2 separate regions of the Homo sapiens genome follow, and region 2 is linked to region 1. Evidence: chromatin loops called from intact Hi-C (ENCODE). Cell type or tissue: B cell. All regions are shown on one strand. Each heading gives the region's core, and the rest is flanking DNA. Links, peaks and the distances in the headings are about the cores only. Region 1 has its middle 96 kb from the start of LINC00548. Region 2 has its middle 7.6 kb from the start of LINC00548.

Region 1 (17,708 bases), core at 6,315-8,814:
GGCATTAGATAGAGTACTGAGACAAATAATCAGTTGCAGATTGAGCATTGCTTGGGTCCTGTCTAACAAATCTTACAAGCAAGACCTCAAAAGATAAATCTTCCAAGTACTGTAACTGTATATCAGAATAACATATAAGAATATTTATAGAAATACAAAAATACCCAGCAACATTATAAAATTCACAATGTCAGGTATCCAATAAAAATTACCAAGCATGAAAAGAAGCTGTAAAATACAAAATGAGAATTAAAAACACACTTATTTTTGTTAAGATTAAGTGTGAAATTGACACACATAATCCAGAACTGATATAGATGCTAAAATTAGCAGACAAGAACATTAAAACTGTTATTATAATTTTATTCAATACATTGAAAACGGTAATTAGAGACACGAAAGATATAAAATCCCTAAATCAAAATTCTAGAGATGCAAGCTACAATATCTGAGATGACAAGTACAGCAGATAGAATTTATGGTAGATTACACATTACAAAAGTAAATATGAGAAACTTGGAGGCATAGATATAGAAACTATCCAAAATGAAACACAGAGAGAAAATAGACTGAAAAAAAGAGCCCTAGTGTACTGTAGAACAATGGCTAAAAGTTTTCTAAATTTGATGAAAACTATAAACTCACAGATCCAAAGTTCAATGAACCCAAAGAACAAGACACGCAATAAAAACTACAAGTTAGACTATAGTTGCTCAAAATTAATTAGAAAGAACACATCTTAACAGCAGCCAGAGAAAAAAGACACATCACATACACAAGGACAAAGATAAGGATGGCAGAAGGTATCTTCTTGGAAATTATTCAGATAAGAAGATAGTGGAGCAATATCTTTAAAGTACTAAAAGGAAGAAACAAACCTGTCCACCTAGAATTCTATACTCCAGAAAAATCTCTTTAAAAAATCAAGGCAAAGAAAAGACCTTTTCATACATACAAGAGTTGAAACAACTAATTGCCCGCATATCCACATTACAAAAAATTTTAAAAGAAGATTTTCAAGCAGAGGAAAATAATATCAAATGGAAGCCTGGTTCTACACAGAGGAATAAAGAGCACCAGAAATTTACAAGGGCAAAGATATAAGATTTTTCTTCTTATTGTTGTTGAAATCTGTTCAAAAGATAATTCGCATCTTAAACAAAAATAACAATGTATTGTGGATTTTATTACATGCATAAAATTAAAATGTATGACAGCAAATTAGAACATAAGTGAAAGAAAGAAAATAATAAAGATCAGAATGAAAATCAGTGAAGTAGAAAACAAAAAAGTGACAGCAAAAAGCAATGAAACCAAAAGTTGGTTTTTTGAGATAATCAATAAATTGATAAACCTATAAACAGACTGGTCTTGAAAAAAAGAAAGAAGACACTTATTACCAATATCAAGAATGAGAAAGATGACATCACTGGAGATATTAACAGAATAACAAGGAAATATATAAACAACTTTATGCCAATAAATTTGACAACTTAATTGAAATGAGAAAACTCCTTGAAAGGCAGAAATTACCAGGCTGGGCATGGTGGCTCACGCCTGTAATCCCAGCACTTTGGGAAGCCGAGGTGGGTAGATCACCTCAGGTCAGGAGTTGAAGACTAGCCTGGCCAATGTGGTGAAACCCCGTCTCTACTAAAAATACAAAAATTAGCCAGGTGTGGTGGTGGGCACCTGTAATCCCAGCTACTTGGGAGGCTGAGGCAGGAGAATCACTTGAACCCGGGAGGTGAAGGTTGTAGTGAGCTGAGATCATGCCATTGCACTCCAACCTGGGTAACAGGAGCAAAACTCTGTCTCAAAAAAAAAAAAAAAAAAAAAAAAAAAAAAAAAAAAAAAAAAAAAAGGGCAGAAATTACCAAAGCTCACTCCAGAAGAAATAGATAACCTGCATAGCCATATTAAATTTGTAGTTTAGAAATCTTCCTATAAGGAAAACTTTCTTGGAAATTCTTCCAAACATTTAAATAAGCAATAATACCAATTCTACGTAACAATTCTCTTCCAGTATATTGAAGTGAAAGAAATATATGCTAACTCATTCAATGAGACCAGCATTATCCAGATACCAAACCCAAGAAGACATCACAAGAAAAGAAAACTATAGACCAAAATCACTCATGCAGATAGATGCAAAACGTTTAAATCCAACAATGTATAAAAGGGATAATACATCAGGGCCCAAGAATGCTGGCTTAACATTAAAAAAAATCAATCAATTTAATTCACCATATTAAAAAACTAAAAAGGCATCGCAAGGTCAGGAGATCGAGACCATCCTGGCTAACATGGTGAAACCCCCTCTCTACTAAAAATCGAAAAATTAGCCGGGCATGGTGGCGGGCACCTGTAGTCCCAGCTACTCAGAAGACTGAGGCAGGAGAACGGCATGAACCTGGGAGGCGGAGCTTGCAGTGAGCTGAGATCGCGCCACTGCACTCCAGCCTGGGCAACAGAGCCAGACTCCATCTCAAAAAAAAAAAAAAAAAAAAAAAAAAAACAAACTAAAAAGGCAAAACCACATTATCATCTCAATAGATATAGGAAAAAAGCACAGGATACAATCCAAACCCAATGTTGAAAAACGCTCTTGATAAACTAAGAGTAGAATGGAACTTCCTCAACCAGGTAAAAAGCATCTATGGAAACCAATAGATAATGTTATATAAAATTAACTTAAAATAGACCAGATACCTGAATGTAAGGTCTGAAACAATGAAACACCTAGAAGAAAACATGGGAGAAACTGTAGCTGACCTCAGAATGGGGAAAAAAAACCACAAGAATTGCCCAACTGGAATGATGCTGCCATCTTTGGAAAAGTAAAGATTGGAGGTAGCTCCACAAACAAGAGTTTCTTGTGCCGCCTCTCCACAGAGGCCCTTCAAAATGCATTATTTTTTCTTTGTACTCTGTACTTAACATTCCTTGTAAACCGTAGCATGTCTCTATCAAGGTAAAACAGCCAGTGTAGGTTAAATTTCAAGGGAACCAATCATTGTTAACGACTGTGGTGACTGTGGTAGTATACAATGTGCAGAGAATATGACCCACTGGAGGTACTGTACCTGGACAATAGGCTGTACACAAGCAGCACAGCAGGGCCTTTATACCTGAAGTAGGATAGGTTCTGACATTTGGATTTCAGTGCTTTGTCCATCACAGGCAAGGCCAGCAGTTCAACACAGTATATGTCGGGGAAGTGGAGCCTGTGTGAAGAACACATATTTTATATCATACTATGTGCCAGGCACTATTAAGCACTTTATATCTATTATGTTATTCATATAAGATCCGGTGTTATAGGTATTATTATTTTCATGTTAAGCTCATGGAAGTTACATAATTTGTCCAAGGTCAACAACTGGTAACAGCTGGTGCTCAGGGTTGTCTTATCATTGTGGTTCTACATTTTTAAAATCTTTTCCATTTTATCAACTGTCTCCATAAGATCAAAAAATATTTTGCTAGGTTGCAAAGAATGGTATGCATATCTCTCTAGGACTTGAAGAGCATGAGCCCAGAAAAACTCTACCCCTTTATGAAAGGGCAGTTGTTAAAAAGGCTTGGCAAATCCCCAGCCTCCTAAGTGTTTGGGGGCCATACATCTCCTAAGTGTTTGGGGGCCATACATCTCCTAACTGTCTGGGGGCCATACATCTGCTAAAATGGGATACCTGGAATGTATTCCGTATGAGTGTTTCTTAGCAAAAAGATGTAAAGGTGACCCCATCTTTGGCCTTGAAATGAAAGAGATTTATGAGCAAATATGGTGTGGGTGTTGATTCCATTTGGACTCAGCATCACAAAGCTAGGTAGAGGTGACGAAAAACAACAAATCATGGTGCTACAGAAGAATTTTGTGACTCTTTCAGGCAATTCATTTCTAATGGCAGCTTATCTACTGAATAGATTTTCAATACTGATGGAAGTAGTCTCCTCTGGCATTGCTTGCAAAGTCAATTCTGACACACGTGGAGAAGGAGAAGTGAATCAAGCCCCTGTGATTTTAAGCAGAGGGGGGAGCCATTCCTGTTGTGGTAATATTACAGATTCCCATAAAATAATACCTTTGGCTAAAAGTTTCATTGTCCTAGAGCTTTCAAAGTGATCACACATTGCCTAGTTGTTCTTACATAAAAGTACAAGCTAACGCATAAATAGATGAAAACATTTTTCCTCCTTACTGGTTTTATTATCTCATAGTATGTCCAGTGAAACATTTTTAAATGGACCTTACTATCTTTTTTTTTTTTTTTTTTGAGACGGACTCTCACTGTGTCGCCCAGGCTGGAGTTCAATGGCACGATCTCAGCTCACTGCAACCTCCACCTCCCAGGTTCAAGCGATTCTCCTGCCTCAGCCTCCCAAGTAGGTGGGACTACAGGCACGTGCCACCACGCCCGCTAATTTTTTGTATTTTTAGTAGAGACAGGGTTTCACTGTGTTAGCCAGGATGGTCTTGATCTCCTGACCTCATGATCCACCCGCCTCTGCCTTCCAATGTGCTGGGATTACAGGCATGAGCCACTGCGCCCGGCTGGGCCCTTACTTTTTTTAAAAAACATTTTTTAAATCAAGGCTTTCAAAAATACAGCAGAGACAATCCTTATCCAGATTTTCTTCATTTATCTCATCTTTTTTCCTCTTCCATGAACATCTTTATCTCTATCTACTTGAAAGATCTTTTTCAGTGAAAATCATTTTCGAACCTTTTAACAAAGGTCCCTGGTGATTATAATAAACTTAACACTCTTATGAGATAGTTAAAGCTCTGTTCAATGTAGATTCAGCCTCCCTTTGTAGCTCCCAATATGCTCCTACATGAATTCTATGTCATAGACCATTTCAACTACTTACAGTCCCTGAATACATACTGAAAATTTCTGCCCCTGCTTATGTCATGCTTTCTGGCTGGAATGTCTTCCTTCATCCTATTTCTGGCAGGGAAAGTTGTACTCATTGGGGAGACCCTGGCTATCTGTTCATCTAATGGCTAGACTACAGTTAGACTACATTTCCCAGCCTCCCTTGCAGTTAGGTGTGGGTGTAATTGATTTACACCACTTCCAGGTAACCACATTCATTCTTCACTTGCTCACTTCCTCTGTCCATAAACTGTGCATAAACTGCATGCAAATATCAGGACAACTAAGCTGTGCATTTCAAATATTGATGATGGCAGAATCATCATCTGTCTTGTTCCTAAAAGATGGAGTGGCACAGAGCCTCTCTCTCTATGATTTTGAAGTTTTTATGCATTAGAAAAAATTACTTTTGACAGTCCAGTTTGCTAGGCCTTCTTTAAATGCTAATATTCCTACAGTTCCCTCCTTGGCCACTGTTCTACTCACTCTGTATTCCCCTTATCAGGTGTTGCCTTTCCCCTGGCTTTAGTTTCATTGAGAGGCCACCCCAGCCTCTCTGCCTGCTGCTAATACGTCACCTTTTGCATAGATAATTTTGTCAGCCTCCTAACTGCTTTCCCAGCCTGTAATATATCCCCAAACAGTGACAGCCATCATCTGTCATAAAGCCCCATGTGGTGTGTGGCCACCCCTCCCCATTCCCAGCACGCGTTTATTTATTTAATGTGCCATTGCTATAGCAGAGTCCAGTCTCCTCTGTGTGGCTCTCCTACTGGCCCTGCCTTCCTTTCCTGTCTCCCATCTTGCTCCCATTCTCTTGTACTCTTTGTTTTAATCAAACTGAATTACTTTCCTTGACTGTGCTGTCCCTCACTGCAGGTCTCTGTATGTGCTACATTTATTCAGTATGCTCTGTACTTACTCTTCCAGGAAGCCTTCCTTGACCTCCACTCTCATTCAGACTGGGTTAGGAGTCCTCTTCAATGCTGGAGAATCACCCTGTATCTCCTTTACCATACTCCTTAATACACTTACTTGTAACTACTTTTCAATTTCTCTGCTTCTCTAATGAAGATGGTATTATGGTCTAAATGGTGCTCCCCCACCCTCAAATTCCTATGTTGAAGTCCCAATCTTCAGAAACTCAAAATGTTACAGAATTTGTAGATAAGGTCTTCAAAGTGGTGATTAAGTTCATATGAAGCCCTTAGGGTGGGGCCCTAATCCAAAAGGACTGGCGTCCTTATAAGAAGAGGGAGAGGTACCAGGGGTAGGTAGGTATGCACAGAGAAAAGACCATGGGAGGACATAGCAAGAAGGCAGTTATCTGCAAGCCAACAAGATGCCCCAGAGAAAATAACCTGCTGTCATCTGGATCTTGGACTTCCAGCCTCCAGAATGGTGAGAAAATAAATTTCTATTGTTTCAGCTACCCAGTCTGTGGTGTTTATTATGGCAGCCCATGCAAAATAATACAGATAGTGAACAATTTGAGGAAAAGATCGTCTTGTTTCTCTTGGGATCCTTATCATAAACCCTAAACCTGTCATATAGTAAAGGCAAAATACATGTTTATGAAATCTCTCAATTGATTAATTCATTGATTGATCAATAAATAAACAAATTTGACATTGATAAGTAAATAAGATACAGTTTTGAGGAAGTTACTTTGATATGGTAAATTGGAACCCTATTATGCAAGAACTTGTAAATCACAGATGCTCAGGAAAAATTTGTTGGTTGGAGAATGATAGGGTCATATCACAGCACTGTTTTGTATTTATAGGAGGTTTTCTCTAAGACAAAAATGGCTCTGGATTCTATTAATACATCCCTCTGCAGTGAAAAGCACTAATCATTGGGATTTTTCTGGGGAGAGACCAGAGGTGAGGGAGGGGACACACAGCTTGCCCAGAACCTGTGTGAGCCACTGGCCCAGCTGGCATGGAGAGGGACACCGGAGTGTTCTTGCTGGCTGGCAGAGTGCCAAGTCCTACAGCTACTGCTTGTAGATAATCCTTACAAAGCTCTCATGAGATGACTTGGCCGTACTTGCTCCAGAATGACAATAGCACCTGGAAGGCACATTCAGGGATTATGCAATGGAGGTCAAGAAATGGCAGATTTGAGAAAAGAAAGATCAGCTCATCAGGGTTTATATAACAGCAATCAACAGGACACAAAGTGAAGGCAGGGTCAATCAGACATCCAGATTTTTCTATCCACAAATGTGACAATATCTGAAAACTTCTGGACGGTAAGTAGAAAAGCTTGTGTTTTTTCACATATGTGGCACATTTGGGCAAACCTGAGCTAGGAACAGGCTTGTTCTTAGTTCCTAGTTCCTCCCTCAGAAGGGAGCAGGTTCACTGTTGTCATATTCTTCGAAGGATTTCACTGGATGGGAAGTGGCTAGATTTGGCTGGGGCTGTGGTTTAAGAGGCACACATGCATATGCAAATAAGCACACATGAAGTTGGAGGCTGCTTGTGTGGCTCCAGGAGTACAGTGTGCCAGGACTTCCAGAGAGAAGAAGACCCCCCTCTGGACTGAAAAAAGGGCCCTGCAGCAGCCTACTAAACCAACAGTGTTCAGGGCATTGAACCAGCCCACACCTGTGCACAGCTGGTGACAAGCATCGGTCATTAGCATCAGTAGTGATGAGAGAACACTGTAGGATAATGTGCTCAGGGAAAGAATGCAGGTAGACTCAAGCCAGTGGTGAATGTGTTGATAGTCACGGTGGTTGCTATGGATAGGGATCAGGAGACAAGGTTAAATTTCAGTTCTTAGGGAGCAGGTATCATCTGCAGTAAACAAAGAGGGCTTGCTAGGAAACAGGGCTGTGGTTGACAGCCAGCACATGTTGCTGTTGATTCGTGGAGTTGTGGGCTCACTGGACTTGAGAGGGTCCTGAGACCAGATTAAGTGATGCTGTCACTCATATTCATTCACTTGACCAATATTCATTGAATGCTTTAATGCATGGATCAAGAACTACACTAGTTGGTGGAAATTAAATAGCAAAAAATAGGAAATCTTGTCTCCTGATCTAGCCTAGTGGAGGATATGGAGAAAATGAGGCGGCCGGGCGCGGTGGCTCACGCCTGTAATCCCAGCACTTTGGGAGGCCGAGAAGGGTGGATCACGAGGTCAGGAGATCGAGACCATCCTGGCTAACACGGTGAAACCCCGTCTCTACTAAAAAAAAAAATACAAAAATTAGCCGGGCATGGTGGCGCGCGCCTGTAGTCCCAGCTACACGGGAGGCTGAGGCAGGAGAATGGCGTGAACCCGGGAGGCGGAGCTTGCAGTGAGTCGAGATCGCGCCACTGCACTCCAGCCTGGGCGACAGAGCGAAACTCCATCTCAAAAAAAAAAAAAAAAAAAAAAAAAAAAAAAAGAAAATGAGGCCATTGCAGTGTAGCATCCTCCAGGCTCCTAAAGGGGCAGCAAGCTGGGCAACGAGAGCTCACGTGGGCCTGATGGGCAGATGCTCTCCTCACTCTCTAAAGGAAGTGAGGCCCACAGGGAGATCTGAAGGACGAGAGGAACTGAGCCAGAGGGAAAAAGGAGGGCTAAAGTGTTTACTACAAGAGGGGACAATGGCTGTACAGTGGCTCAGAAGAGTCAATAGTTCTCAAAGGCTGGAATATTCGGTGGTAGAAACAAGGCAGAAGTAACCTGGCCGGGTACTGGTGAGGCTCGTTTCTCCTGGTGGTGAGGACGATGAGCCGGCAGGCTGGGTCTGTGGAGCTGATGCTCAGAACACAGAGCAAGGTGAGAGGCAGAGATTGGGGAATCACTCACATGCAGCTATTAATCAAAGGCCTGAGGGTGAATAAATCCTCCCCCCCCGGCCCCCCTAGAGAGTGTCTGGGGTGAGAAGTGAAATCCCAAGAAACCCTGACATTTAAGGAATGGGCAGAGTCCCAGGAGCACCCAAGGCCAACAGAGGCAGAGAGTTGGGAGGGAAACCAGGAGGGGTGGCAGTGAGTGTCCTAACAGGACAGCAGGTTTTAAGAACAAGGCCGTGACTGACGTTGGAAATGGGGTTGAGAAATCGAGTAAAACCAAAACAGAGAAAAGGGTCTACTCAGCACCCCGGGATGGCAGGTGACCTTGATCAGAGGCTTCCTGATGATTCAGGCATGGGGAGGGGAGTAGAGGACTGAGTAGGAGGTAAGAAAACAGCGTGGCCAGCTTTTCTAAGCCCTTTGGCATGATGGCAAGACAGAGGTGGGTTGGAACTGGAAGACGTTGGTGCGGAAGCACATTTTTAAGATGGAAGAGATGAGAGTATATTTGAATCTTACTGAGGGCAACAGAAGGCTAAAATATTTCGGCACAGGTAGGGGTGGCTTCCTCTGTTTAGGTCTGCTGTGGCTTCTGAGAAGAGCGAGTGGAAGATGTGTCCTGTATTATGGCAAATCCAGAACCCATTTAGATGTGTGCGGGGGCAAGGGACTGAGCTCTGGGAGCAGACGGTGGGGGCTGAGTCCTGCCACTTGCATATCCTGGCTGTGTGATCTTCAGCACACCACTTAATCTCTCTGAGCCTCAGTTTCTTCATCTGCAACAATAAAATCTACCTCGTAAAGCTATTTTAAAAATGAAATGCAATGGTGTACGTAAAGCTGTCAGCACAGTGCCTGGTGAACGTGCATCTACGTCTAGCTTTCTTATCAGTTGTTCCACGTCAGAAGGATGGCTGCCTGTCTGTAGCCTGTCCATTCAGTGGAGATGCTGGGAGCCTCCTCCAGGTGTCCGCCTCTATCTTGAAAAGGATGAGGGCTCATTGTCTGCGCTCTGCTAAGGTCTCTTTCCCAGTCCCAGATGCAGTGTGCAGCTCCCTGTTGATCTCCAGGATGTCAAGGCTGTATTTGCTGCATGGAGAGCCTCTGGCAGAGCCCAGCTGCTGGCAGCACACCTACAGGAAACAGCGTAGCAGGACTGGGTGACACCTCAGGGGAAACCCAGCTTCATGACTCTTTGCGGGAAGCTCAGCCTCCTTTTTTTTTTTCTGCTTTTTTTTCTGCAGGCAGGAATCTGCTTTCTGCAGGCAGGATGGAGCTCCTGGAACACTATATGCTACTTCTGAGATTTCTTCTTTGTTTTTGAACGTCACCACCATGTCTCTAGTGTGATGTAATAAGAAGGGATCACCCGGCGGAGGAAAAGGATTCCTCATTTTCTAAACCAGATACTATGTTTCTTTCTCTTTTGCTTTCTGCTCTCTACTTCCTTCCAGTTGAGACTGTGGCTGTCTTTTTTCCCCCTCCCATTAGAGAGTTCAGTGGGCTTTTCCCCACTGGAATCAGATAGAGACTCTGGGATGGAGCTGGGGGATTTGCTGATAGTCTGGTGAACCTGAGAGGAAAACGAAGCTCAGGTCACACAGCAAGTAACAGAGTGGCCAGTCCAGGACTCAAAACTCAGGCCTCCTGACTCCTGGCCCAGTGCTCTTTTCAAAGCGTCCTTCCATAAACGATGAGGATTTTAGTAATCCATCCATCTCCCTGCAGCCTCCCTGAATGTTACAAATATTAATATACTCATCTGATACACCTTGCACACCTCCTGTGAGGCAGATCCTTTCTAGGCACTGGGGACTTATCAGCAAAACAGAAATAAATCCCTGCTCTTAAGGGGCTTATGGTTGAGTGATGGGAGACAGATAATAACCACAATAAACAAATAAATGATAGATTTTCCACAATGTCTCTCCAGGGAACATTTTCTCAACAGAATGGTTCTTGATTTTTTAAAGCCCAAACTCCATAAAATGTATATGCCTTTCTATACAATGTTTTTGAGTCAATGATTATATAGAAAAACGTGTATATTTATGACCACCTAGCTCAGTACAACATTTCAACAAAACGATTTGCCGAAATAGTCTTGAGTTCCATTCTAAATACTGTACATTTTCTTGAAAGGCATGTTGAGTGTCAGCATGGGGTGTGTGTCTTGGTGGTTGTTAGAACTAAGAGGGGAGCCACTGCAGGTCATCAAGCAACTCTTTGTTACAAACATGAATTTTTTGGTGACCAGGAAGCCATGCTTGAGGCATTTTACATTCTAACATGAGAGTTCATTATTTATATACAGATAGATAGGTGTTTTGCTGTATATTAGTTACATTTAAAAATTTGATTGAGAGTCTTGGGTGGTGGATGTGAAACATTGTAGCTTTTCCCAGGTAAAGTCATAGGAAAGACTCTGAGTTAGAGTTTTTGTGCAGAAGACTGATTTTCAAGAATCTCTTCTTGATGTTAAGTATGTGGTTGGAAGGTGAGAGGTGTTGGAAAATACTAGACCTGAATTTGTTCAGAGTCTCATAGCAATGCCTGGTTGAGACTCTGGTCTCAGCCTTAGTGTCCCCATGGGTGACAGGTCCCGTTTGTGGGGGGAGCTAGCACAGGAAATGACCAAAGAGTCAGATCCATTTAGGTGGACACCCTGGCTATGAACTTGTCCTTCCCTTGGCTCAGTAATGATGACCATGACCACTTGCAAAATAACTTCAGCAGGAAATGCAAAGTGATTCTCTCATTGAGTTCAATGTGAATCACTTGCCAGGAGAGGTGGCTCAATTCCATGAGCGTTTTCTTTTTTTTTGAATGGTAACTGTGGAATGGTAGGAAGCGTCCCACAAAGGATTTCCTTTGGTCATTGTTTTTTTTTTTTTTTTTTTTTTTTTTTGCTGAGGAAAAATATGTTATTGGGGAGGGATAAGAATCTCCCTCCCTTTGTGAGTTCTGTGATTCAGAGTTTAAAAGGCCAGTGACAGGATCTGGGTCACAGCGTTGGTTTCCTTCTTATGTGAGACCTTGTGCTTCATACGTCTGTCCCTTTAAATATTGGGACTGGAGCTCCATATTCTGTCTCATGTTTATACTTGGTCACATGGTGAAAGGTGGATTCCTTGAAGCTAGACTCTGTACTAAGGGAAATACCATGCATTGGAATAACCCAATCCTGCATTTTAACTTGTAGAGTTAAAAGGTCACTTCTTCCTACATCCTTCCTAAGCAGAAGAACCCCCGCTCCCCGCCCACTCCTAGTGACAGCTGAGTGAGGCCGGTGTGCTCCCAGCCTATCTGATCCTGTGTGGGTATATTTGCCAGGGTTTTCCAGAGACAGAACCAATGGCATGTGTGTATGTATAGAAAGAGATTTATTTTGAAGAACTGACTCACAGGATTACGGAGGCCGGCAAGTCCAAAGTCTGCAGGATGAAGGCCCAGAAGCAGCCAATGCTGCGGTTCAAGTCTGCAGGCCGTCTGCTGACAGAGTTCCTTTTTGCTCATCAGTCCTTTGTTTTATTCAGGCCTGCAAATGATTAGATGAGGCCCTCCCACATTAGAGAGGGTGATGTGCTTTACTCAAAGTCCACCAATTTAAATGTAAGTCTCATCCAAAAATCCCCCCACAGAAACATCCAGTATAATGTTAACAAGATAGTTGGGCCCCACAGCCCAACCAAACTGACATAAAATTAGCCATCAAGGTGGGGTTCAGCAACTAAAATATTATATGTACTAATGTTCAGCAACTAAACCACACACACACACACACACACACACACACACACACACACACACACGAATTAGACTCTCCCTCTGTGGAAGGAAAGGAAGGGCAGGCCTTGAGTGAGGACAGCCTCTTCTCGCTCCTTTCTGCCTAGGATGGGCAAGGGCTATGGCACCTGGGCTATGGCTGATTAAGAGCAGCCTTGGCTACAGAGACTTTAAAAGCTGGTGTTAGCCAGTTGCAGCCCGCCTGCAGCCCTAGATTTGTGTAGGGAAGAAAGGCAAATAGCAGATGTATGTGTATGAAGAGTGCACACACACACACACACACACACACACGTGGGAGGCAGAGTAACAGAATGGTTGGTGGTGTACAGAGTATATGGGGTATGGAGCCGCTCTGCCTGGTTGGAATGCCAGCTTATGCTAGACTTGCTGTGTAACTGTGGGCAAGCTACTTAACCTCTCTCTGCTCAGTTCCCTCATCAAATTAGGGAGGGAATTCATACATCCTAGGCTGTGAGGATTAAATGAGGTAGTAGCTGTAAAGTGCCTATAAGATCGCCTGACACATAAGTCCTGGACGATATCAGTTCTCGTTATTATCCTTATCATGTACACAATGCTCATCAACTGTCTATGTTCACATATTACACATGGTTATTGGTAAGCAAACACAACCTATACTTCTGGCAAATACACATACAGTGGGAATTTTATGCCAAAATCTTTCTAATGTATGCTTGCAGGGGCCATGCTGGATATTGCTTCATAAAAAGATATTTTTTGGTACTTTATTAACAAAATTCCATTGGATAGAATCCAGGTCATATTCACTCTAAATTAAATTAATGTTTTCTTTTCTTTTTTTTTTTTTTTTTTTTAAAACAGTGTTACAGCAAGATGCCCGCATGGCATTGGAGTAAATATAGCATTTTGGGCTTGTGAGGATCATTTGCAGCCAGACAGCCTTTCTGCTGGGGAGGGGAGAGTGCAGGAGGTCCCACCCTTGGTTGTCGCACACTCGGTGAGCATGTCGCTAGCCACCTGAGGCTCAGGTGTGCCTGAGGCTGCTGGAGCTGGCGCGGATAATGATAGCTGGTGGGCTTCAGTGTGAGCTGGCTCCTTCTCTCTGATAAATGGCTCCACAGATGCTGCCAGCTTCATGCTCAATTAATCCCAGCTGAATTGATCATCCAGTTATAAAGAAAAGCATTAGCAATAAAGCAAAACTTCCCAAAGAGCTTTTATGGGGAGGAGGAAAGGAAGTGAATTGGTTTTTTTCTTTAATTTTTTTTTTAAAGAAATTAAGATGATGAACTGTGTTTGAAAAGAAACCAGCGCCAGCCTTCTCTCTACCCAGCTGACTCAACCCTAAGGGGGTGGGATAATAAGTAATTTTTTTTTCACCTAGTTATCTCAGGAATCTTCGAAAGAAAATATTTTTTAAATAAGCAAGCACATATAAAGCTTAGCATGTGCCAGACTTTATTTTAAGCTGAGGAACTTTACATACACTGTATCAACTCATTTAGCTTTCTGACAATGTGGTGAGGCAGCCATTTTACAGATGAGGAAACTGGAAAGAGATGAAGTCACTTGGCCTGGATCACAAGTGGCTGAGCTGAGATCCACAGCCTGTGCTCTGGGCCATTTGCTGAATGAGTTCTGTGACTGTGTGGCCATCAGGACAGATTCCTACTGGGTCAGTCCCCTTCTCTGCCTCACCTTTAAGTCAGGTGCTCATTGTCTTATTCCTAAAATCTCACATTCATATTTGTAATACCACAGGCACGTGCTTTAAAAAGGTAACAGTGTCATGTAATACACATGTAATACATGTTTATTTTAGGGAAAAAAAGCAACAACAGAAAATGCTGAGAAGGAAACAGAAGAAAATATTAATTACTTGTATTCCTCAACCTATGATTGCCCTTGTTAACATTTTGGTACAGTTCCTTCTAGGTTTTTTTTTTTTTTTGTATGACATCCTTTCCTTTTAAGCAGTAATGAACTCATACAATGCATAGTATTTTGTAACTTGATTTTTTTTTCACTCAACAGTGGAGTGTAAATGCCTTTCCATTTAAATATAAATACATTTCTATAACATTATTTTCAGTTTGTAAAAAGTATTCCACCATATGGATATGCTACAATTTACTCAGCTAATCCTTTTTGTTTTGGACAACTGTTTCCAAATTTTGAAATTAGAAATAATGCTATTATGCAAATAACTGATAAGTGTATGAGGTGGTGCCTATGTTAATTAGCTTGATTTAGCCGTTCCACAATGTGTACATGTTCCAAAACATCATGTTTTATGCCATAGATACATACAATTCTTATTTGTTAATTAAAAATATAAATAAATAAATTTAAAAAATAAGGCTACTGTGAACATTCTTGTAGTATAATCCATATGTATATTAAAAATATTCAAATTAAATTACTAGTGGTATTAATTCTTAGTAACTATAAATTCCTATTAGTTCAAAAGATTTATTTAAAAATCACTACCATTTTTCCTTTCAAGATATTTTCTTATTAATGGAAATAATCATTGGGATCAGTAGTAACTTCCATATTTTTCATATATGTGAGTCTTGATTTCATTAAAATTGTATGACTCCAACATTAAAACTGTTGCACATCATTTTGTAATTTTTTAGGAGCTAACATATGAACAAAACATTAGGAAAGTGACATATTCTTGTGAACTCTCAGGAGGCTTCCTTGGGAGTCCTCGTTGGTCTCTGTTTCCTAATCTTGTTGAAGATTTAGCACTGATATTTCACTTTGGGGCAATCCCTCTGCACTTCCTTTGGCTCAGGCACTCAATTTGCCTCTTTCCTGAAATCTTTCCTCAGCTTCCTGCCTGGTTTTCCATCTCCTGGAACTTCGCTTCTCTAAATTCATTTGCACTTTGTTATCACAGTTAGCAAACATGCCAGACTGAGATTGCTCAGATACCTAAAACCTTTTTGCCATTAAAAATGGAAAGATTAAAGTAAAACCAGAGGTCAGTGTGAGCATCAAGGTATTAACCTACATCTACCTCCTACTGCTCCAGACTGCACGCTCTGTCCAAGCTTAAGCCAGGGCCTTGAGCCGGGCTTTGTCTGCCAGTAGATAGAAAGAGCTCTCCTCTACTGCTGGGGGTGCTTCCAAACCTCTTTCTGGGAGATTTGGTCTAGGCCCCAGGCAGTGGGGGTGCCTCAGGCCGCTTACTCTTCTGGGCCAAGGGCTGAGATTCTGCTCATCAGCAGTCTTTTTTTCTCCATCCCCCAGCATCCCCACAACCAGGGTTGGCCAGTCTGAGCCCAGATGCATGTTTTCAGCGTCTCTGTAGAAAATTGTCTTCTTCCTTTAAAGAGGTCTTTAACTGGGGAAGCAGAAATGGTAGGAATTTACAGCCAGCTCAGGGGACAGAATGACACTTGCTCTCTCACAAAAAAGGTGCTTGTGAGGGGTTTTAACATGTTAATATAGTGCGGATGGAACCGGGCTTGAAAAAAGATTAATTGAGCTCTCAGGGTATCTCTTAAGGTTGTTGGTGTCTTCAGAGAGTGTGTAGCTTATCATAACTTTGCATATTTTACATTGTTTTATCTAAAAAAGTAATCATTCTCTTTCCTTCCCTTTGAAGGCCACTATATATGCCTGTGTATACAGAAGTTATAGACAACATCAAAATGCTCCAGTGGTTTGGTCCAAAGGGCTGCACCTACTATGTGGAAGCAATTGAATGGAAAGATGGAGACATGGATTAAGTGAAGAATGTCTCAAGCAGTTAGATGGAAATGACAAACAGTGCTCATATATTATATGGAGATATAGGCCCAATGACCTGGTTCTTTAACTGGCCTATTTTTATAAAAATCTCTTTAATTTGCCTGATGCTTAAGTGTATAGAACACTGCTGTTTACATAACCTCATTTTAACTCAGGGAAATGGATTCAGAGATGTTAAGTGGCTGGCCCAAAGTCACATTCTCTAAGTGGTCAGGGTTAGACCTATGACTTTGGATCCAAGCCTTTCCACTCATATGCAAGTGTCATTTGGTAAGTGACATTTCTGTGCCATCATTTTCATTGCCTGTATGTGTGGATTTACTTCATTTTATGGAGCTTCTAGCTAAAATGTTGAGATTAAGTTTTAAATGTGAGCCTCCAAACTCCTAGTGCAGGTATCTTCAGGGAAAGCAGAGAAATGGCCTGTAAGTTCAGGCTGTGGGGAAGTGGGGCAGTGGTAGTGTGGGGGAGGGGTGGTCTTCACTGGTGTTGGGGCACAAAGTGCAAATGTTAGGGGTTGTTTTCCTCATCATCTCCTAAAACTGTTCTTGTGGGGCTGCTGGATGTCTGCTGAGTAAGTGGTTGTCCACACCATTGAGCTTGGGTTTGGACTCATGAAGGGGACCATTTGGGAGGGTCTGCAGGAGATGGGAGAGATAACGGAACTAATTTTTTCTATGGTGCCATTGGGGTGATACTTCTTATCTTTAGTAGTCAGGTAACTCCTTGTTTCAGGACAAGCTAGCAATACTTTTACAGTGTTATTTGATATGCAGATACTGCAATTTCCTGAGAATATATTTTAACCTTCTTTTCTTTACTATCAATATGTGGTTTTCTCTCTAGATTGGTTTAGAATGTAAAAAAAAAAAAAAGTGACATTGAGGAACAGGTTGACCTTAAAGGTGTCTACAGTTGTCCTAAATACTGTTTGGCAAAGGTTATAGACAATCTTAGAGATGAGCAAAAGTCAGGAAAATCAGGATTCTTGACTACTGTGACTGACCCTGCAAAGAGGCTCCATATGGGAAGGTGGAGCTGATCAAGGGGTCGAGGAAGCACTGTGTCTTCGGGTTTTTCCTTTCCACACCTTTTCTTGGTTGGCTTTCATGAAACCACCTGTGCTGAGGGAAATTCACGGAGGAGCAAAGGGAGTGGCAAAATGAATTGAATCCTGTAAAGTGGATGGGAAACCTCAAGGTGTACAGGTCAAAGTGCCCTTTGAAATGGAGATCTCTGACTTTGCTCTGTCTCACACTTTTTTACTGTCTTTTCTTCCCTTTGCATGCGGAAGAACCTGGATTTTTCTATTAATGATAGTGGAGAAAAATAATTCTTTTCCTTATTTTTCACTGATTGAGTTGGACTCTTTGGACAAGATTTAAGCTTAATGTACACCTGATGCATGTAAATTCAAACCATAAATCTGCCTAACAAGCAGCTAATAGTCATCCTCTCCCTTTCCACATTTTCCATGTTAAGAGCTCTGAAG
Region 2 (10,982 bases), core at 7,456-9,955, 93 kb after region 1:
TCCTACAGAAAAGTCTCCCACTCTCCCTCCCATGCTCAGGATCCAGAGAACCAGGAAAGACCGGGGTAGAACTTCTCTTGGATCTTGGGCTAGAGGCATAGCAGGTTTTGGGCTCTTGGTTCCTGGAGTCTTCGATGCTTAATCTCTCCACATAAATTGGCTGTCCTTGACTACTGCACGGCCCGTCAGGGGTGTGATCATCCATCTGATAAAGAAGAGGCCAAGGCGAGGAAGAGTCCTGATCTCTCTGCATGTCTAACAGTGGGATTGGGATGGCGTGGTCAAGTGGCCCCCAGATAACAAAAGCCAGCGGTTCTCAATCCTGGTATATTTCAGAATTCTCCAAGATATTTTAAAAACATTTAAATTCCTGGGCCCCACTCCTGGGATTCTGACCTTATTGGGCTGGGTTGATGTCGGGTGTCAGTATTTTTTCATAAGCTGTGGGCTAGTTTGAGAGGCACTGCTGTTCCACCTTCCTTGGGTAGGGTCTTAAAGAGTGTCAAATCGCCAAACCCCTATCTCCAAGACAGTGGGTATGCTACTTCCTGAATTCAAATTCTAGAGTCCATGTAAAAGGGAGCAGGATAATCTCATGTTTGCTGATCCAATGGGGGAAGGCCAGTGTGAATGAAAGTGTTGGGGAAAATGCAATTTGGCTGCTGCCTGGCACATGCAGTGGCTTATTAACTGCTAACTAAGTGTTGCCTGAGAGTGCTCCCGGAGGGGCTGGCTGTAATGAAAAAGATGGAGGAATCCGGCTCATTTGTAATTATACATTAGTACAGCTGAAGTGCTGCTCACACCTACAGCTCTCCTTACTGAGTGTCTCTGAGGCCAGTCTCTGTGCTGGGGGCAAACTCTCCATTGCGTATTCAATTATGTTGTGTCTCTAGCTAATAGCTTTTAGATTTGCCTAATTCTTCTGCAGGGGAACACCTCTGGAATGGCTACTATTTGTGTGTCTGTCTTAATTACCCTTTTCCTTAAGAGGAGAATGGGAACTGCCACTCTTAGCTGAGCTGATTGAGGCTGTGGGGAGAGGAGGAGCTGAGGACTCCTGCCTGTGGAATCCCAAACCTCTGCTGCTTCCAGCTGTCCCCATCAAACTGGCCTCAAAGACAAGTCAACATGCCTGTCTTTCCTTGCTCACAGTGGAAGCCACAAGTCCTCTTTGTGCCCTTAGACATCATCTCCAACTATGGCAACAGATGGAGAAGGAAAGATTTTTTAAAGGGACACTTGTGCAGTGGCTGTGATGCCCCATAAAGAATCTAGGGTATCAGGGCTGAGAGATCCGAAATGTCACCTAGCCTGGAGTTATATATTCGAATGTGTATGCAGCCCCGCCTAATGGAACTTTTTGCGGCAATGAAAACGTTCTAAAGCTGTGTCCCGTGCGGTGGCCACCAGCTGCCTGTGACCCTTGAGCACTTGAAATGGCTAGTGTGACTGAAGAACTGAATTTTAAAGTTTATTTAATTTTAATTAATTTAAACTTAAATGTAAGTAGCCCCATGTAGCTAGGAGCTACTGGATTGGATGGGCACAGTAGGTCTCTATAGAGTCAGGCAGAGCAGGTCAATGTTTGAGGTGAGCTGGGGGCTCAGATAAGCTCCCACTCAGGATGTGGTAGGGACTCGTGTCCTGTCTAAAGAACGACTCCTCACAACTGCAACAAACAGTTGCCATCTAGGAAGGCGATAGGCTTAGGGATGAGATATTCTAATTTTTTAAGAGAAGACAACAATTTAGATTTTTATTTGAAATCTACTGAGTTTTAAATGTTGGAAACTATTCAAAAATTGTAAATCACTTGTGACTTTTCTTCTAGTACAACTCCATTTTACTGGCGAGGAAACTGAGACTCAGGGAAATTCCAAGTCTTCTCCAAGGCTATGAAGGAAATGAGTGAGCCAGGCTTCCCTGGTTTAGGATTCTAGGTCTACCCTCTCATCTTGAAATCAGTATCCATATTAGTTCTGTATATTCTCATTCTAGACAGTATCTATTTTTATCCTCCAGACACTTTTCTTTTGTCAGACTGACAGAGTTTATCCACTCGTCTTATTCTTCCAGGAAGCAGGAATCTTGCCCAAGCATCTGAAGTACCCCCGTGGGAGAAGAGAGAGAATCTTTGCTCTTTGATTTAGGGGGCTGGAAGCAGTCTGTCTAGAGGTCTAAAATTTCTTTGAAGTCTCATATTTTATCTTTAAAAAAAAAACCCATGCAAACTTGGCAGCCTATTCTTTAATATATTTGTGCTTATTTAATATTAAGACAAAATTCCCCTTCAAATCTAGTAAAACTGAAGTTTTAAAGAGAAGCAACAGTTTTATCTCGTGGTTTCATGAGTCATCTGGCCCACAGCTCCTATCATTGGGCACCTCAGACTCCAGTTTGAAAAGTGCTGATGATGCATGGCAAACGATTTTAATGGTCGATTTAAAGTTATCTGCCATTCCCACTTACCATCATTTAACAGCTAGAGAGGAGACTTCTTGCTTGGGAATGTCAGGATTTCTAGTCATTTCCAGGAAGATGTGAGCAGTTTGGGGGCATGAACTTGGATCCTGTCTTATTATCCTTGAATTTAAAATATGTCAAGGGCATAAATACAGAGATAGGGTAAAGCAGAGACTATAACCAGGAGCAAAGAGAGATCAATCAGTCCCTGGCTGTTTGAATGCCATTGTTTTCCAAGGCTGCTTTTGTCTTCAAAGGAAAAGACACAGCAGATGTTATGGAAGTCATGAGGAAGGAAACTGTGCTGTGGGGAGATAGTAAAAATGGATGTAGGTCATCTTTCCATAGCATGTTCTTTAGGCAGGTCAATGTGGGGAGTGTTGTGATGGATATTCTAGTGCATGGACATATACCTTGAAGGGGGAAGCTGGGATCAAAGGTAGGCCACTGTCACAAAGAGAAGCCATGAGCTTTTAGTCCTGGGTCGGTTTTGTTGCTCTGTGGCTTCTCGGTGAACCAACTTATTATCTATGTATTTTGCGTTATCTCCTTTTTATCTCAAAGACTTCTAGTCAGTTAAAGGATGTAAAGAAAAGTTCAAGAATCCTGACAGTGAGTTTGTAGCTCGTCATGGCTTAAGAGAGGTAGTAGCAGAAAAGCAGTAGCAATGTAGCCTGAGCATTTTCTGCTTAGAGGAGAGGTGAGGAAAATGTGGGAGGCTTTGCATGTCTATTGTCCTCCTCCACAGTGATTGACGCAGGACGCAGTGCCTCGTGGGTTGTCCTGAGTGATTGATCTTACAGGGTTGCTCTGAACGGATCTTTGGGTCCCTTCGGTCTCCTTCCTATATTTTGTTTTATGGTTTGGTTTTAAATCTTGAATTCATCAGATGACATCCTCAAACTCCTAGATAGTTTCAACTATCACTCTTCCAAATTCTTGTGTCCCCAAAACATCACCCCCATATTTTGAATTGCCTACCAAATACATCCTCCCTATTGAGATAACATAAGCATCTCAAAGGTAAAATTTGCTAAACAGAATTTGTTGTGTTTCTCCCAAACCTGTTCTATATCTTACACATTTTCTCTCAGAAAGTAGTGAAACTGGCTCACTCAGTTTCTCAAGTTAGATAATCCTTCACCATCTTTGCTTTCTCTTCTTTCTCTCCTACCACATTCAATTTGTTGCCTGTCTTGCCAAATTTCTCCTTATATGTCTGGTAACATTCTCACTGCTATGATTTGATTCATATCATTATCATGTCCTGTCTAGACTATTGCTATGGCCTTTACACTGTGTTTTTTTTTTTCTTCTGACCATTTCTCTCTTTCATATCTGGGGTGACTTTAACACCATCTTCCTGAAATTATTATTATTTTTTTTAAGATTCAATATAGCCATCTCTTGCTTCCAATTCCATGTTGACCCCTGCTGCTCTAGGATAAGGTGTACATTCTTTGTAAATGTTGCAAGATTTGTCCCAGACTGAGTCCAATCTAGTTGTCCAGCCCATACTTTTGCCAGTTTTCACCTACATACTCGACAATCAAGCCAGCAGAACTGCTCGCCATTCCTCAAAGCTGGCATCCCATTTTGTGGCTCTAGAGGCATTTTCCCCTCTGTCCAGGATGCTCCTTCTTTTCTTTTTATTTTCTATTCATCTTCCAAGTCCAGTTTCAAAAGTCAACTCCTTTTAAAATTTTCCACAACACCATTAATCTGGATTAGGTATCCTGTCTCTTGTACCCTCCAATGCTTTGTCTATGACTCTTTTACAACAGTGATGTTTTGTAATTTATGGGTTTAAAATTTATCTGTGTTCTCTAATAGATGGTGAGATACCGAAGACACATACCTTGTTCATCTCTGTCTCCAGGGTCTGGCAACAGTTTTACTAGTCAACTGTGAATTCCTTTAGAGGAGGGATCACATCTTGTATATTATTGTGTCATCATTGCCGAGCATAAGTGCTCTCTAAATATTTATTAACTCAATGAATCAGCAATCCCCAGAAATCAAATGTAGTGATATCTAAGTCTCTCTCTGTCCCCTCCATTTTGTGGCCTTGGAAAGTTATAAGTCACTGCTGGGAACCAAGACTTCTAAAGTCCATCATGGTGCCACACTTTCTGTGTTTGTTTTATTTATACCCAGAAATTATACTAAGAATAATGATAGCTATATTTATTGAGGGCCTGGCATGCGTCAAGTTTTGCATTAAATATTACCTCATCCAATTAGCATTTCTTTAAAGGCAGCTATGATTGAACTGAGGGCTATCATCAGAAAAACCCTGGAATTTATTTAAAATTACCTTGTGCACATCTGAAAGTCTCAAATTATTGTTTGAGCCCCGCAGACATTACACCACTAATCCTTTTCTAATGATCTCATCTTAAGAAACAGCACTGGCAGGAGGACTGTGGAGCCTCCCCTCTAAAGACGTAATGAGCAGATGTGAGTATTTACATAATATCTCAGAATGATTTCAGGGCATTTTAGACAAAATATACAACCACTTAGATTGCTGTCATTGCAGTTATCTCATCACTCTTCAAAATTAAATGGAGACGGAAATGGAAAAAGCAAAAATCTAGGAGTTTTTGGATGTGTTGCACTTGGTTGAGCTACTTAAATGCTTTGGGTTTGTACCCAAGTGCCACAATTAGGAAATTTGGCTCATAGAAAATGCAACCATTAACGCTTCGAGCAAGATATCAAAAACTGATCTGAGGTAGAAACAACTAGATTCCAGAGATCATTTTGAAAATGGCTGCTACTTCACATTTATGGTGGTAGAGAACTGTCACTCCTAGGGTGAGATAAGTTGCCTAATTACCTGTTTCTGACTCATACGCTATTTTTGTTTAGTATTTTATTTCTATCTCTTTTTTTAACTTCACAAATTGGATATCACATTTAGTATTTTGTACCTTAAAATATTTACCCATATGTTTATTATTTTCTTTACTTCTGATTTCTTCTTGAGAACCATTTAATTCCTTTTGAGATCATTTTCTTCTTCCTGAAATTCATCCTTTAGAAGTTCCTGTACTGAGTGTTTGTTGGTAAAAATCTCTCAGGTTTTTCTTATTTGAAAAAATGTGTTAATTTCACCCTCATATTTGAAGGAGAGTTTTTCTGGGTTGACAATGACTTTCTCTCAGTGTTGTTGCTGTTCATGAATTAGCTGTTGAGCTAATATTGTTTGTAGGTTATCTGTCTTTTTCTCTGAGTACTTCTTTGTCTTTTGTGATTCTGCATTCTCATTGGGTGTGTATGGGTGAAGATTTCATTAGGAAATCTTGATGTTCATTGGGCTTTATGAATCCGAGGATCATTGTCATTAATCAGCTCTGGAAGGTCTCATTCATGATCTCTTTGTCTCACCTTCCCCATTCTCACCATTATCTCCTGTGGTGCTCCCTTTAGATGTATGTTAGAACTTTCCCCTCAATCCTCCTTGCCTTTTAACCTCTCCTTAGTATTTTTTATCTTTTTGTCACTGTATACATTTTGCATATTGGGTAATTTCTTTTCTTTTCTTTTTTTTTTGAGACAAAGTCTTGCTCTCTCACCCAGGTTGGAGTGCAATGGCGCGATCTTGGCTCACTGCAACCTCTGCCTCTTGGGTTCAAGTGATTCTTCTGCCTTAGCCTCCAGAATAGCTGGGATTACAGGTGCCTGCCACCACGCCTGGCTAATTTTTGTATTTTTAGTAGAGACAGGGTTTCACCATGTTGGTCAGGCTGTCTTGAACTCCTGACCTCAGGTGATCCACCTGCCTCGACCTCTCAAAGTACTGGGATTACAGGCATGAGCCACCCCACCTGGCCCATTTTGGGTAATTTCTTCAGCTTGATATTTGACTTTACAAATTTTCTCTGTAGTTCTGACTAGTTACTTTAGCTTTTGTTTCTCAAATTTCTAACTGATATTTTTATCAAAATCTGTCTGATTGTATTTGGTAGTCTCTTTTTCTCTGCCAACTTTTCTATACGATGTTTCTTTTTCATTGTTATAAAAACATGAAATTAATTATCCTCAATACATTTTTAGGGTAGAGTGTATTGTTAACTATAAGCACAATGTTGTCCAGCAGACCTCTAGAACTTTTTAATCTTGCCACCTTTTACCTTCATGTTTTATTTTACTTTATGTTTTGTTTAAGGCTAATCGAGTGAAGCAGTGGGAGTGGAAAAAGAACAAAGACATTTGTAACTGGTTGTAATTGATTAGTTGTAAACACCACTGCACTCAATTGGACCAGCCGCCGCCTTTCAGTTTTTAAACATATCAAACAAACATATCTTACATTCTCATCTGATAATCCTGTTCCTGTATTCTTATATGGTCTGGTTTTGCAATTTATTGGTTCTATTGATCCTTCTCATGGTGACTTGTTTTCTTTCGTGTTTTGGGATCTCTCTATCTCTGTCTCTGTCTCTGTAAACACCAGTTACTAGAACTTTATTGCAGCAATTTTCTGAGACATGGGTTGAAGTCTATTCCTTTTTAACTGCGTGTTTGTCTTGCATTTTTGGAATGAATTCCAGCCCCCAAACCTCTTAAGTGTAGGCTTTGGATAGATATTCTCTGAGGAGATGTTTTTCCTACTGATGCTCCCCGCCATCAAGGGCCAAGAATGAGACAGACTTATATCCAGCTTCTTCTTCGGTAGATTTTATTTTTTAAGTTCAGTTTTTGAGAGCGTTTCCCTTCTGAGGTCCTGTTGTTTGTTTGTTGCCAGGGTTCAGTCTGACTTTTCATCTCTAGCTGAGGCATTGTCTCCTGTCTTTTAGGCACAGAGCCAGTTAAAACCCAGGCTCGAGGTATCCAGTGGTCTTCAGACAACACAGGACAGCACTGGCTCCAATTGTAGCTTACCTCCCTGCGCTCATATCTTCTCACTGTTTCCAGCCTCTCAGAATTGTCCTTACTTCCTGCCAGCTCTGCCATACGTATCAAAACATATTTTAAAGGTATTCAGTGTTTCAGATATCTCTGGATCTCTAGTTAGCCATATTTCCCGGAGCAGAAATTTCAAGAGTGACTCCTTCCATGTCTGATTAATACGATAGTTGTCTTTACCATCTCAAAGCTGAGAAGCGCATGCATCAACAGGAGAAGTGATTTTCTTGATAAGTAATCAGTGTCTACACCAGATCCTGCGCCAGGATCCTAGGTATCACCTTAGCTGACAAGGCAGCAGCATTTGTACTAGCTCAGATGCTGAAGATATACAAAAGGCAGATGATGACCTTGCTTCATACTTCTTTGAGAACACAGAGTTAATTAGATAGGAAATCCCTCATCTTCTCCCTGCCAAATCTGCCAACACACCTGCTTCTGTGCTCACATCTTCACTGCCCTGCCTTCTGGTTCCGTGGGTGAACTTTCTGCTTTTACCCAAGTCAGCCTTTTCTCCTTGCACTTTGGGTCCCTTCCTTCTCACTATGTCCTGGATTTCCTCCTTGCATTTATCCATTTTATTTGCTGCCTCACTATTTCTGTCTCTCCACTGTATTTTATCCTTATCACTAGTGTTCCCACTTAAGAAATTCCTCCCTATGACCCCACCTCCACCTCCAGCTACTACTTGCATCTGCTGCTCTTTGTAGCAACTAATTGAAAATTTATTGAAGCCATGGTCTCTACTCCTTTTTTCCATGTTTTATCTTCAACCATTCCAACTGGGTTTCCATCTCTTCCAATTGCTCATGTCAACATCACCTTTGTGTCATCAAGACCAGTGATCACCAATCAGTCCTTTCCATGCTTGACCTCTGCCAGCATTTGGCACCACTAACTAACTATTCTTTCTCCTTGAAACACTTTCTTTTGCGGCTTGCATGGTATCCCCCACCCTGCTGGTTTTCCTCCTACCATGAAAGCATCCTCTGTTCTTAATTCCTCCTCCTCTGCTGGACCTTTAAGTTTTGTCGTGCTCTGGGTTCTGGGCTAGATTCCCCTTCTCTTCTCTGCCTACACACACCCCAGGGTGATGCTGTATTCCAATGGCTTTTAATGCTAATCATGGTCAATGACTTTCAAATCTGTATCTTCATTGGTTAATGGGTACCATGTATGTTATTTGGATACCCTAAAAGCCCTGACTTGACCACTGTACAATCTACACATGTAACAAAATTGCACATGTACTTCATAAATTTGTGCACATAAAAAAATAAAATCTCTGCTCTTCCCCTAAGCAGCCTGAGGTGATCTGTTAAAATGGTTCATTATTCATTTGAGCCAGAAAACTCCACAAAATCATGCAAATCAAGAGGTTCAAATCTTCTTGTTCACTTTAAGAACTCTCGTGCTCTGCCCGTACATGAACATTCCCTGACACATTGAAATGATCCTCACTGAAAAGGAACAATCGGCTCTTAAACCAGAAGAGGAGGTTGCACAGAAGAAAAAGATATCCCAGAAGAAACTAAAGAAACAAAAACTATGGCATGGGAATAAATTCAGCATAAAATAAATGCAAATAAAAGTTAAAAAAAATCTGTATCTACAACTTCAATCTTTCACCCAGGGACCCCCGGCATCCCCAATACCCAGAATAGTGTCTGGAATATAGTGCAGAGGCGTGAATACTGAGAACACAAGAATCAGAAGACCAAACAGATCATCTCGAAAACTCTAAGTCTGAAGCAAGAAGTGCTTCCAATCAGGCAAAATGATGGTACATTTTAGGATTACTGCCCCTCACCTGGCACATGCTGGCATCTTCAAAGACTTAATGGCAAAAATCCATGAAGTTCTTGGTATCCCTTAAAAGAAAAAATTCAACCTAAGTCTTCTCTTCTATAAAGCTTGAAAACTGACTGGTTCAATCTACTGTTCCTTTAAGTACCCAATGTTTTATTACATAATAAATTACTTAGCAGGTAAAAGAAATTCACAAACCCTGGGGCAATCCCCAGCAGAGCACTGAGGGAGCAAATATTTTTCAAAATCTGGACTGCTTTATTTTCAAAAAAGAAAGAAGTGTATATGTATGTGATTATGTGTGTGTTTGTGTCTCTGTATGCATGTGTCTCTGCACATGTGTCTATGTGTGTGTATGTGTGTGTGTGTGTGTGTGTGCGCGCACACATGCATCAGGGGAGAGGTGGTGGTATGGAGTGGGGAGGGGGCACTGACTGCCACATCAGTGGAGGAAGGACGGGGAAGATAATCTTCCTTACAAAGGCAAAACCTGTCCAGTGTCATGTCTGGGAGGGAAAATACAGATTGCTTCAGATATAAAATCAGGCCCTGGAATCGCAAGGCCTACAGAAGATTAATTAATGTCATGCCCACTTCAACCCAAGGCGCTCTCAGATGGAGTCCTGCAGGGGTCCCCATTAGGCCTGGGCTTATTTGAATTCTGGCTAATGATCTGGAGGAGGGTGTTGCCAGTCCACTAATGACTCTGAATCACATTAATTTTGAGGGCTTAAATCATCAGCATAGACTGCAAAAGAATGCACATTGTATTAACTTTCTATTGCTGCTGTAACACATTACCACAATTTAATGGTTTAAAACAATGTGTATTTATTATCTTACAGTTGTGCAGGTCAGAAATCTGACAAGGGTCTTGCTGGGCTAAATTCAGGGTGTCGAGGGGGCTGCATTCCTCTCTGGAGGCCTTAGGGAAGGACTTCTTTCCCCACCCTTTCCAGCATCTGCAGATCTCTGTCTGGTCCTTACAAATAGCCTGCTACATTTTGGGACCAGGACTGGGACATCAACTCTTTCTGACGCTGTTGTCTCTCTTGGGCTCTCTGCAGCCAGGAAAGCCTCTTACCTCACCAGGGCCCTTATGATTATATTACACCCACTCATTTAATCTAGGACACTGTCCCATCTCAATGTCCTTAACCTCAGTTGCATCTGCTGAGGTTTGCCATGTGTGGTGACTATATCTACACGTCCTAGGGATTAGAATGAGGTTATCTTTGTGGGGTGGCAGCATTCTTCTGTTCACTGCACAGGTAAAGGGATTAGAAATCAGAGCCAGGTAAAACTCCATCCCCCAGATGGAAATGAATGCAAAAGGGAAAATGGCTGATCCAAGCTGCTGGGATTCAGCAGGCCAAGAATAAGGAGAAACTGGAGACGCACTGCAAGCAGAGAACTGAGACACATTTCAACTGTGAGCAGGAAGCCAGCCATGTAAGTACCTTTCTGGGCTTGGCCCAGAGAACCCATTCTGGGGAAAGGTAAGGGCCAGGCCATTGCTTCAAGAGTCTATGAATATTCATCTTAGTGTTTGTGTTTAGTTCCAAATCCAAAGTTGGACTAATGTGTCTTAAATAATAAATTATTTCCTTGCGTAGGGTGTCTTGGAAGGAGACTTCAAGGGAGATAAATGTGCATGCTAATGGTTAAAAGGAAACCAGGAGAGGCCTGAGGACAGTTTACAAAAATGATGTCTGTGAATACACCCTGAAAGCATAGCCAAGGAGTCTAATGAGGAACAATAGGCCAAAATGAAGGTTAGTCAGTTTCAGTCA

The links. Peaks named below come from ENCODE experiments on the same cell type or tissue, not always from the same donor. Only the 100,000 strongest peaks of a DNase experiment are listed, where the experiment ranks them.
Region 2: it touches region 1 in a loop (1.9-fold over the local background); 1 of 110 quality-filtered maps calls a loop at or near these places.

The regions. Positions count from the first base shown.
Region 1 is chr13:40,307,752-40,325,459 of GRCh38, reverse strand. No RefSeq gene overlaps it. Among named protein-coding and RNA genes, the nearest start is that of LINC00548, 96 kb to the right of the region's middle. RefSeq lists a silencer at 7,414-7,708. In B cell, for the core only: no CTCF peak of the experiment used is centred there; DNase peaks (open chromatin) are centred at 6,919 and 7,299.
Region 2 is chr13:40,222,586-40,233,567 of GRCh38, reverse strand. It overlaps the pseudogene RPL17P51 and the pseudogene RNY3P9. Among named protein-coding and RNA genes, the nearest start is that of LINC00548, 7.6 kb to the right of the region's middle. In B cell, for the core only: no CTCF peak of the experiment used is centred there; no DNase peak of the experiment used is centred there.